Linked DNA regions of Mus musculus: region 2 is linked to region 1. A link is a contact called in ENCODE POLR2A ChIA-PET data. All regions are on one chromosome and are shown on one strand. Each heading gives the region's core, a stretch centred on a gene start or an enhancer-like site at or near the end of the contact. The rest is flanking DNA. Distances are from core to core; before and after follow the strand shown.

The links. ChIA-PET counts read pairs that join two places held with the same protein, here RNA polymerase II (POLR2A).
Region 2: POLR2A ChIA-PET joins it to region 1 with 24 read pairs in embryonic stem cell. The contact joins the promoter of Zfp36 here to the promoter of Supt5 in region 1. POLR2A ChIA-PET finds 5 or more read pairs at or near these places in 4 of 5 experiments (Patski and embryonic stem cell).

Annotation. Positions count from the first base shown.
Region 1 is chr7:28,336,721-28,342,165 of GRCm38, reverse strand. It overlaps Supt5 (suppressor of Ty 5, DSIF elongation factor subunit), which reads left to right and starts at 3,447. Exons shown (of 30, transcript NM_013676.1): 1 at 3,447-3,471; 2 at 3,731-3,814. The coding sequence starts at 3,740.
Region 2 is chr7:28,377,582-28,383,086 of GRCm38, reverse strand. It overlaps Zfp36 (zinc finger protein 36), which reads left to right and starts at 3,859. Exons shown (of 2, transcript NM_011756.4): 1 at 3,859-3,913; 2 at 4,594-5,505. The coding sequence starts at 3,890.

The sequences.
Region 1 (5,445 bases), core at 2,198-4,697:
GTCCTCTATAAGAAAGGCCAATGCTCTTAAAGGACGAGGCACCTCTCCAGCCCTGTGAACTTTCCTGAGCTGTAACTCAAGGATTCCTCCTCCTCCTCCTCCTCCTCCTCCTTCTTCTTCCTCCTTCCCCTCCCACCTCACTTGTATTTTCTCCCACCAACTGTTAAAACCCTGAGTGTGGTTTCCTTACGCTCCGAGCTTTTCCACTCTGGAGAAAGTGCTCTTTCCTTCCACCATGCGGCAGCTCGCCAACCTCCATTGCTGACCGCGCTAGCCTTCCTGAACCTGTTAGGAGGTAATTTCCTGATCTCAGGAGGAACTCCACTGTACGGGCAGGATCAAAACTGAGTTCATGTTCCCAGGCCCTGGAACCCAACTCCCCTCCAGCTTCTTCAGACATTTCCTGTTTGTCTGTTAGCCAGTGAAGGATGTAAAGAGAAAAGATGCTGTATTCCCGTTATCTAAACACACAAGTCATAAATGTGCTGCCCGTCCTGACTTAATTGACTGTGTGGAGCTTGCCCAACTCCTTTGTTCTAGGTCAGAGTCCAGGAGGGGACCTGACGCAAAACTGACCCAAGGACCCTGAAACTAGGTGACTGGCATATGGCCCAATTACCACCGTTAACTTCCCTGCTTAACCCTGTGGGGAATTGCAGGCTGGCCTCCAGTCGAGCTGAGGTCTGAACCCCAATGGTGATAATTCACCCACATGACACGGTAGGCATTCCCTCATGCTCCTGGAACTCAGGCCCCTGCCTAAGTTACCGCATCCCACAGCCCCCCACAAGAGAAGCATGGTCAGTAGAAGTCATGTAAGCAATGGCCCAAGCTTCTGACCTTCAGGCTAAACTCCTCCCCAGTTACCTAGCAACAGTGAAGACCATAAAAGGGCTGTTCAGCCCCCACCTCTCTCTCTTACCTCTTCCACTCTTACCTCTTACCCCTCACTCTCACCCTCTCTCTCCCCTCTCTTTGTCTTCTCTCCTCTCTCCTTTCTCTTTGTCTTTTTTTCTCCTCTTCTCTTCCTCCCTCTCGCTCTCTCTCTCTCTCCTTTTCTACCTTCTCTCTTTCTCCCTGCATTTTTATAATAAAGCTCTTAAACCATAGAGAGTCTCTGCTCTATCTAGATCTGCTGCACCACTCTCACCAGTGTGCAGCGTGGGTCAGAGGCTTAGATGCCCACCCGGGGCCGTGTGGAAAGCGCCTGGCAGTCTCCCCGTGTTCGCCTGCCCAGAGCACAGGAACTCTGGCCAGATGTGGCATATTTCTCCCCCTCTTCTTCCCCAGGGCCTCCCCCGCCCCCCTTTTTCCCCAACAAAACCCCTTGTAAAGAAAAATATGGTTGGTCAATGCAACAGCCCACCCTGCTCCCCCTTGCTTTCTGCTCCCATCCGTTAAACATTTTGTATAATCTCACTCCATGGGCGCAGTTCAGACCGACCCTGAACGGGTCACCTCCGGGCAGACACTGATTTACGCAGTAAAAGGCTCCAGGTACAGTGAACGCTCCCACCCGGGCAGACACTGACAGACTTCCATTTCATCTCATGCGCTCAGACACCCACTCCTCTGCTTTCCCTATGAATAGCTAGGCTTTGCTTGCTCTGGAGTTCTGTATGGATGGGATCACACCCTCTGCCAGATCCCACCGTCTTTTGCTTTCACTGTGCATACATGGTTTTTGAAGTTAATTTGTGCTTTTCAGTAGTTTGGTGGAATTTACTGTTTCTTCCTCCTCTCCCATTTGGTTGTTTTGAGAAAGGGTCCTGTTTTGTAGTCTAGATCCATTGGGACTTCAGATTCTCCTACCTCAGTCTGCCAAGTGCCAGTATTACAAGGTAGGTACCACCATATCTAGCTGAAGCACGTGACTTAAAAAATTTAAACTTATTGTATATATATTATATGCATATGTAATGTTATATATGTGTGTATGTATTGTATATATACCCATATACACACATGTATACACACATACATGAGTGGGTGCATGTATTCCAACTATAGCATGGATGCAGAGGTCAGAAGAAAACTTTTTGGCTATCTTCCTTCTATCATATAGGTTCCAGGGATAGAACTCAGATCGTCAGGTTTCTCAGCAAGATACTTTATCTGATGAGCCATCTAGATTGCTCAAGCATGCTGCTTTTATTAACTTTCTGTCTTGAATTTTTTTTTGTGTGTGGGGGGTTCGAGACAGGGTTTCTCTGTGCAGTTCTGGCTGTCCTGGAACTCACTCTGTAGACCAGGCTGGCCTCGAACTCAGAAATCCGCCTGCCTCTGCCTTCCCAGTGCTGGGATTAAAGGCGTGCGCCACCACCGCCCGGCTTGTCTTGAATTTTTATGTCTGTGGATATTCAATGTCAGCCGAGGCCTGAAGAGGGCGAGCATTAGCTCCCCTGAGACTGGAGTGAAAGCGGGTTGTGAGCTGCTGGAAATTGACCACAGCTCCACAGCAGCCAGCGTTCTTTGGCGGTTGAGCCAACTCTCCAGTTTAGGTTTTATTGTTTTGTTTTGGTTACAGTGTTTCACTGTGTAACCTTGGCTGTCCGGAATTAAATAAATGTGATGGTTTTGTGCATAACTCCTGGCTCGCCTGTCCACCTTCAGTTCTTCTTCTTCTTCTTCCTCTTCTTCTTTTTTTTTTTAAGATTTATTTATTTATTTATTATATGTAAGTACACAGTAGCTGTCCTCAGATACTCCAGAAGAGGGCATCAGATTTCGTCATGGATGGTTGTGAGTCACCATGTGGATGCTGGGATTTGAACTCAGGACCTTCGGAAGAGCAGTAGGCGCTTTTAACCACTGAGCCATCTCACCAGCTCCCGCCTTCAGTCTTAAATCCGTATTAAAGTGTCTTTCATTGTAAGCATGGTGGCACACGCCTTTAATTTCAGTACCAGGGAGGCAGAGGCAGACATGGGCTTATCTTTGTGAGTCTGAGATTTAGCCAGGCTACAAAGTAAGGCCTTATCACACAAACAAACAAACAAACAAACCAGATCATTAATAACACAATACTGTGCCGCGCTAAACTAACAAGTTTTGAGATTGTTTTGAGCATCGCCAGGAATTCGGATTTAACCTGAGTCTAGGTCCCTAAAAATCTAGGGGAACTCCTCAGAATGCCGAGGGTGGCGGTGTGAAGCCGAATCTCTGTCCCGTCACCTCTGACACCTCCGAGGGAAGTTTAGAGGACGGACGAGCCAACAGTTCACCCGATTCAGCTCTGGGTTAGGAGAAGCCGATTACTTTTCGACCTTCTCAAGATGGCGGCCGTACAGTCCGCGTAAACCACTTTGGCCACTCCGGAGATGGCGGCTCCAAGAGGCCGCCCTCAGAGCAGGCCCCTAAAGTCTCGCGTTAGGTGAGACTGACGCGCCAGTTCTCGCGAGAGAGCGCTCAGGCCAGCTAGGCGTTGTGTGATCCGCAGCTGGCGCGGAAGCTTCAGGTGGCAAGCGATCGGTGAGCGGGCGTGGGACGGCAGGCAGGGGCCGGAGCGGGGGTCGGGGCTGGCGGAGGTTCAGGACGTGTGCCGGCCGCAGCCAGGGCCGGGTGTGCTAGCTGCCATAGCCCGAACAACGCGGGTTCGCGACCGCCTGAACCAGGCTGCCGGAAGTGCGCCTGGGGATTTTCTCCCCCGGTTTACCTTGCGGGGAAACTGAGGCTTGGGGGTGGCGCTTTTGGTTCCGCGACGCCCTGAGGCCGCGGTCTTCCTCTGCAGCTGCGGAAGATGTCGGACAGCGAAGACAGCAACTTCTCCGAGGAGGAGGACAGCGAGCGCAGCAGCGAGGCGGAGGAGGCCGAGGTCGGTGCCTGGGATTCTTAGGGGAGACGTTGCGCCTGGGGACAGGGACAGGGGCAGGGCAGAGAGGGCCCTGGGGGAGCCGGGGACTCGGAACGGCTGGGGGGGAGGGTGGTTCCAGATTGTCGGGAGAGATGGACGAGTGTGCAAGTCAGCGTGGAGCGCAGGGGCAGCGTCCAGAAGGTGGGGGTGCGCCAGGTCCACGGTTGGCTTTCATCTGATTTGTTTCTTTCGGTTTACTTTTTATCACTTGCGATGCTAGGATTGAGTTCAGGGCCCTGCTAGGTGGACAGCCCCAGCTCTTAGGATTCTTTCGTGTTTGTGTTTTTAGGTATCCCCAGTTGTTCCAGAAGTGTGTATGTATTGCCTACTGTGTGCCAGCCTGTACAAGTCTTTGTCCTTGGGCTCCTGCTAACAGATTTTAAAATGTAAATCGACAACTGATGGGTGAATGTGAATTTGCTACTGTGAATAAATATAGCCAGTAAATATGAGAGACTCCCAGGTTCAGCATCCTAGTGTGAAAATCCAGATGATTTTGTAACTTTTCTAGTCTTCTGTCGATGCTACGAATGGAAAATTCCACATATGACAGGTCAAAGTCAACACTAGTGCACTAAAAATACTGTGTTAAATGACTGTGCACAGTATATATGAAAGATATATGAATTTCATGTATTGTCCCGTTCCAAGGTACCTTATTGTGTATGTGCAAATAATCCAAAAATCCTCCAAGATCTGAAATATGTATACTTTGGATTTTATTTGTTTTGTTTTGTTTTCTTTTCTTTTTTTCTTTTTTGGTTTTTCGAGACAGGGTTTCTCTGTGTAGCCCTGGCTGTCCTGGAACTCACTCTGTAGATCAGGCTGGCCTTGAACTCAGATCTGCTTGCCTCTGCCTCCTGAGAGCTGCCTTTGTTTTTCCTTTACCTCCCAAGTGATGAGATTCCTGAGATGACAGCACGGACAGCCTAAAATAGGAAATCTCATCACATCTTGTCTCAAGCTGTGAATTAAGGATACGTGGCCTGAGATAACTCTTTCTAGTACTCTGGTGAAAAATCCAAGCACAAAAAGGGAGTAGAGGGTCCTAGCTGCACTTTGAAGCCATCAGAATAAGTCAGAGTGACATTTGAATGGGAACTTACCGGAAGAGAGGGGGTAAATCATGTGGTTGTCTGTCTTTCTTTCTTTCTTTCTTTCTTTCTTTCTTTCCTTCTTTTTCTTTCTCTTTTTGAGATAGGATCTCACTATGTGTAACCTTAGTTGGCCTAAAACTAGCTATGTAGACCAGGCTGGCAAACGCATAAAGATCTACCTGCCTTTGCCTGCCAAATGCTGGGACTAAAGATGTGTCCCACCATGCCTGACCCTTCCCCCTTCTTTTAATTATGGGGATAGAACTCAGGGCTCTGTACACATTAAGTATGAACTCTGCCACTGAGCTATGCTTTATTTAATTGAGCATTTAGAGAGAGTCTAGTCTCTCTCTCTCTCTCTCTCTCTCTGTGTAGTTTTTGGGCTAGAGTTTCACAAATGCTAGGCAGGTACTCTGTCACCAAGCTGTGTTACGAAGCTGTAAATTAACTTTAATTTTCTTTCTTTTCTTTTTTTTTGTTTTTGTTTTTTGTTTT
Region 2 (5,505 bases), core at 2,610-5,109, 41 kb before region 1:
AGCGCCGCACAGCAGCCCTCCCCATCACGCGCCTGCAGCTACGTCAAGCACCAAAGTTCACTGGTTTCACTGCCTTATGACGGGTCCATAGAGGAACTATGTCCAGACTCAATTCTACCACACTGTCAGGAACAGGCAACCTTTAAGATAGCCACATAAAGGGCACAGACCCACAAATAATATTTGTACACAGAGTCTAACAGTGCTGAGTGAGCCACAGAAAGCTATGTGTACAATCCTGCCACCCAGGCACCTGCTAGGAATGACACACTTAGCACAGATCCCACGGTGGCTCAGTTACACACAGACGGGTGGGGGTGGGGTGGAAGTGACAGTTCTCATGAAGTCCCTTCAAAGACAGCTGCAGTAGTTACAGTTGACAATTCTCCAGAGGCCACTTGCAGCACATGAGGAGTAGTCAGTGACACACATAGAGGTGGCTTCAAATTTATTTACCCTGTTTGTTCTATGGGGACCTTAAGCACTGGTTCACAGGCGCGTCCCCGCACCCGCGCCCACAAATACATAACTAGGAACTTCCCGTAACACATGCCGAGTGAGCACAGCTCCCCATACAGTGGGCACAGTACAGGTGGCATACTGGTTGTCCTCCCATGCAACAACCTCCCTGCCTGGACCACACTCACAGGCAATCACGACTGGCACACACACACACACACACACACACACACACACACACACACACACGTGCTGCGTGTGGCACACACACACACACACACACACACACACACACACACACACACACACACACACACACACACACACGTGCTGCGAGTACACGGCCCCTGCCCGCCCACTGGCTCTCACACCCCCGCGTTTCCCGTCCCTGCTTGTTTTTCTGGAAACTCAGCTCAGAGTTCACCTCCCCCTAGGCCGGAAGTGCTTGCTATATTTTTAGCCTCTCTGGTTTCCGCCCCTTTCTCTACCCCAGCCCCCAACCCCAGCGCGCACAGGACGTGGCCGCCTGCCCTGAGGGACCTTGGCCATCCCCTTCCCCACCGTCATTCCAGAGGGGATTCCCGGCCACTGTCTGGGCCGCGGATTTTCCCCGCTGGCTACGTGGGGAGCAGGGAGGAGTCAGGCTATGAACTTCCTCCTGGGATTGGGGCACACAAGCGGGGGCTGGACAGAACCCCGGACTCCTAGATCCAGAGAAAAGGGGCTTGGGGCCTAGATCTTTAAGTCTTAGACCTCTAGGTCGGAGGGAAGAGGGCCGCGAGTCTAAGGGAGCATAAGTGGGGCCTGGATTCCTGGTGCTGAAGGAGGTGATCTGTGTGTCTGGACCACTGGACAAGGAAAGGAACGGGTTGAGAGCCAAGGCACAAGGTGTGGGGCAGAAAAGAGCTAGCACCTGGCCCCGTATTTTAGATGACGACACACTTTGTGAGTCCTACGGCTTAAAGTCTTCATTTTCAGAGGGGTTGTCCTGCTTAAACCGTCTTCTATCCCCAACGCCCGCATCCTTTAGAGAGTAGCCCAATACCAGGCATCCAAGCTTTAATCCCAGTGACTCAGCAGATAGAGGAGGGGGCCAGGCTGAGTCAGGAATGGCAAAAGGTTCCCAGTCTCCAGGGAATCGAAACTGGAATTACTCCTCCATGATCCAGTCCCTGCTGGCCTCCAAAAAACCCCGACATGCCCCACCCCAACCCTCGCTTTTTGCGTTTGGTCCTAAAATTGGCTGGCTCAGGGATTTGTAAACTGGGCGGGAGGCAAGTTTTTGTGCCCCTCCTTCCCTTCTTTTCCCGTTGTCCTCGAGACTGTTTACAACAGACTGGAACCCTGGTTACAAGAGAAGGAACCCAAGCGTCCGGGCTGAGCGTCCTCGTCACGGCTTCCAGGAAGCCCCCCCTCCCCCGCCCTAAGCGAGTGAGTCACGGGCGAGCGGGAGGCCGCAACCGTGCCACAGCAGCCTATGGCCCGCCCTGCTCACGGGACCAGCCCAGGAAGGCCCCTTGGCCCCAGAAAGCGCTGCACCAGGGATTCCCCCCAACCCCCTCTCCTATGAGGCAAGCCAGTAAGTAGCCTGGCAGAATCTCCCTACCTCGATACGCAACGCACCGTGTGAGAACTTCCCAGCATGGTAATTACACTCCTGGCAATGATAACCCCCATACACAAGAACTCTTTTTCACTGGAGATATCCTTGAAATAACACTTTTGACTTGGGTGTGGCGGCCATGCCTGTAATCCTAACACTACTTGGGTGGTGGAGACTGGAGGATCGCAAGTTCCAAGCCGGCTAAGGAGACCGACTGAAAAGCAAAAACCTTACAGATCTCCAGAGAGTTGAGTTAAGACTGCTTGCATTACTAGAAACCCATTCAACGTTGAAGGTGGCCCATTCTTTCAATAGAGCAGAGCTTCCTCCCTAATAAAAGACGTAAGCTGTTCCAACCTTGAGTTTTCGGAAGCAAAACCTCTTAATTTAAACTGCAGCTTGGGTAAATGTGCTATCCAGCCATGCTAGACTAGGGGGTTGGAAGGGCACTGCTGAGCTACAGCTCAGAGCGGTCCCTACCTGGACCAACTGTCTTACAGGTTCTGTGCCTTCAGGTTTAAGTTTTTATTTCGCCTTTCTATCTTTCTGTAACCCACTTCCTCGCCTAGATTTGTTTCCCAGTCCCCTCTCCCTGTCTTACTGTCTCCCCACTTTGTAAATGTCATCTTTTTTTCTTTCTATAATAGGGTTGGCTCTAAGGAGTACATACCAAGTCGCTGAGACTTCGTTTTACTTCCTCCTTACCTTCGTGGTTTCTCTTTTTTTTTTTTTTTTTTTTTAAAAGTAGGACCTGGAACTCAATCAATAGCTTAGTCTGACATTGAACGCCTGATCCCCCTTCCTCCACCTCCAAATGCCAAGATTACAACCATATGCCACTGTCTTGTCTTTTGTTTTGTTTTTCAAGACAGGGTTTCTCAGCCGAGCATGGTGACACACGCCTTTGATCCCAGCACTCCGGAGGCAGAGGCAGGCGGATTTCTGAGTTCAAGGCCAGCCTGGTCTACAAAGTGAGTTCCAGGACAGCCAGAGCTATACAGAGAAACCCTGTCTCGAAAAACAAAAACAACAAACAAACAAAAAAGACAGGGTTTCTGTGTGTAGTCCTGGCTGTTCTGGAACTCACTCTGTAGACCAGGCTAGCCTCGAACTCATAGAAATCCGTCTGCTTCTGCCTTCCAAGTGCTGAAATTAAAAGTTTGGGCCATCAGTGATCTGGCATCTTTTTACTTCCTAAGAAAAGGGTCTCACCAAGTTACTCAAGCTGCCCTAGAACCCACTGTATAGTGGAGCCAGGCCTTGAACTACCAGTCTCCTGCCTCAGCCTCCCTGAGGGGCCGGAATCACAGTCCTAAACCAGCAGATCCTACTTGTGAATGTCTCTCACTGTCTCTTTGTTTTTCTCTCGGCTTCTGGCCATCTCTGTCTCTTCCAACTTGTCTCTCCCCGCCCCCGTCTGTCTCACACGCACACGCCCTCAGTCTCTGCCCTTGTCAATTGTCCCTAGAGCCCTGCCCCCACTTCTGCCCCAGTTCTCTTCCCGACTGCCTTCCACCTCTGAAAAACACTAGGACGCCCCGCTACCATCACCTCCAGTTGGTCGTACACAACCCTCCCTACTACCCCCCGAGAGGGGCCGGAGCTGCGGGAGGGCCAAGTTCAGGCACATTTTGCATGCTAACCAGCAGATAGGCGGAAGGGGCCTAGTACCAGGCCGGCCGAGCTACGCCGCGGGGGCGCGTCCCGGAAGCTCTAGTGGCCACGCCCCCAGGCCGCCCCATAAAAGGAGAAAGCTCCTGCTGCGGGCCACAGCCTGACTTCTGCGAACCGACAGTCGGTCTCTTCACCAAGGCCATTCGCGCCACCATGGATCTCTCTGCCATCTACGAGGTGAGTACCTGTTAGACAGCATCCCGGGATCCCCGACGCACCAAACTTAGGCCCGGGACGCCTCCGTACCTTCTCAGACTAGCCCTGGCTGGCTGGAAATGAGAGAGGGAGCCAGCGAGCCTAGCGCCTCGGTCCAGATACCGGCGATCCCCTTGGGACGAAAAGCTGGCACACTGCTGTCACTCGCGTAGGGCGGAAGCGGCATCACACCTGTCTAGTGCCCTTCGCTGCCCATGGCGCGGTTTGGTGGCCAAGCAGGTGCTAAGGTTGAGGTAGGGGGGGAGTTGACAGGGTAAGAGTTCTAGAGAGATCTGGCCTCCTGGGTCAGCTTTGGCCGGCTCCTTCAAGTTGTGAAACGAGCGCCCGGTGGGCGGTCATATGGGGGGGGGGGGAGTCCTAGAGGCCCAAAGTTGGCGAGCAGCAGTGTGCTTTGATTTGGGGGGGAACCCTCTCTCGATCGGGGATACTGGGCTTCCTAGATCCTTCTGGATTACCTTCAGTCATGTGGAAACACTCAAATCTCTGTAGTCAGGTTCTCCCTGGAGTTTGTGTGAGCCGGGTGGGGCTCAGGCCGAGAACCCACAAACCGGACTGGCAAGCTCGTGAAGTGCTTTACAACAGGGGCGGGGCGACGTCACCTTACCTTTTCTGGTGGCCTAACCGAACCCTGTTCCTCTCAGAGCCTCCAGTCGATGAGCCATGACCTGTCATCCGACCACGGAGGAACCGAATCCCTCGGAGGACTTTGGAACATAAACTCGGACTCCATCCCGTCTGGGGTCACCTCTCGCCTGACTGGCCGCTCCACTAGCCTGGTGGAGGGCCGAAGCTGTGGCTGGGTACCCCCACCCCCTGGTTTTGCACCTTTGGCTCCCCGCCCAGGCCCTGAGCTGTCACCCTCACCTACTTCGCCTACTGCAACTCCCACCACCTCCTCTCGATACAAGACCGAGCTCTGTCGGACCTACTCAGAAAGCGGGCGTTGTCGCTACGGGGCCAAGTGCCAGTTTGCTCACGGCCTGGGTGAACTTCGCCAAGCCAATCGCCACCCCAAGTACAAAACGGAACTCTGCCACAAGTTCTACCTCCAGGGCCGCTGCCCCTATGGCTCTCGATGCCACTTCATCCACAACCCCACCGAGGACCTAGCTCTCCCTGGCCAGCCCCATGTGCTGCGACAAAGCATCAGCTTCTCCGGCTTGCCCTCAGGCCGCAGAAGCTCGCCGCCACCTCCAGGCTTTTCTGGCCCTTCCCTGTCCTCTTGTTCCTTTTCGCCTTCCAGCTCCCCACCGCCCCCTGGGGATCTTCCACTTTCCCCTTCTGCCTTCTCTGCTGCCCCTGGGACCCCTGTGACTCGAAGAGACCCTAACCAGGCCTGTTGCCCCTCCTGCCGAAGGTCTACTACCCCCAGCACCATCTGGGGGCCCTTGGGTGGCCTGGCTCGGAGCCCATCTGCCCACTCTCTGGGATCCGATCCTGATGACTACGCCAGCAGCGGCAGCAGCCTGGGGGGGTCAGACTCACCTGTCTTTGAGGCAGGGGTGTTTGGGCCTCCCCAGACCCCTGCACCCCCAAGGCGTCTCCCCATCTTC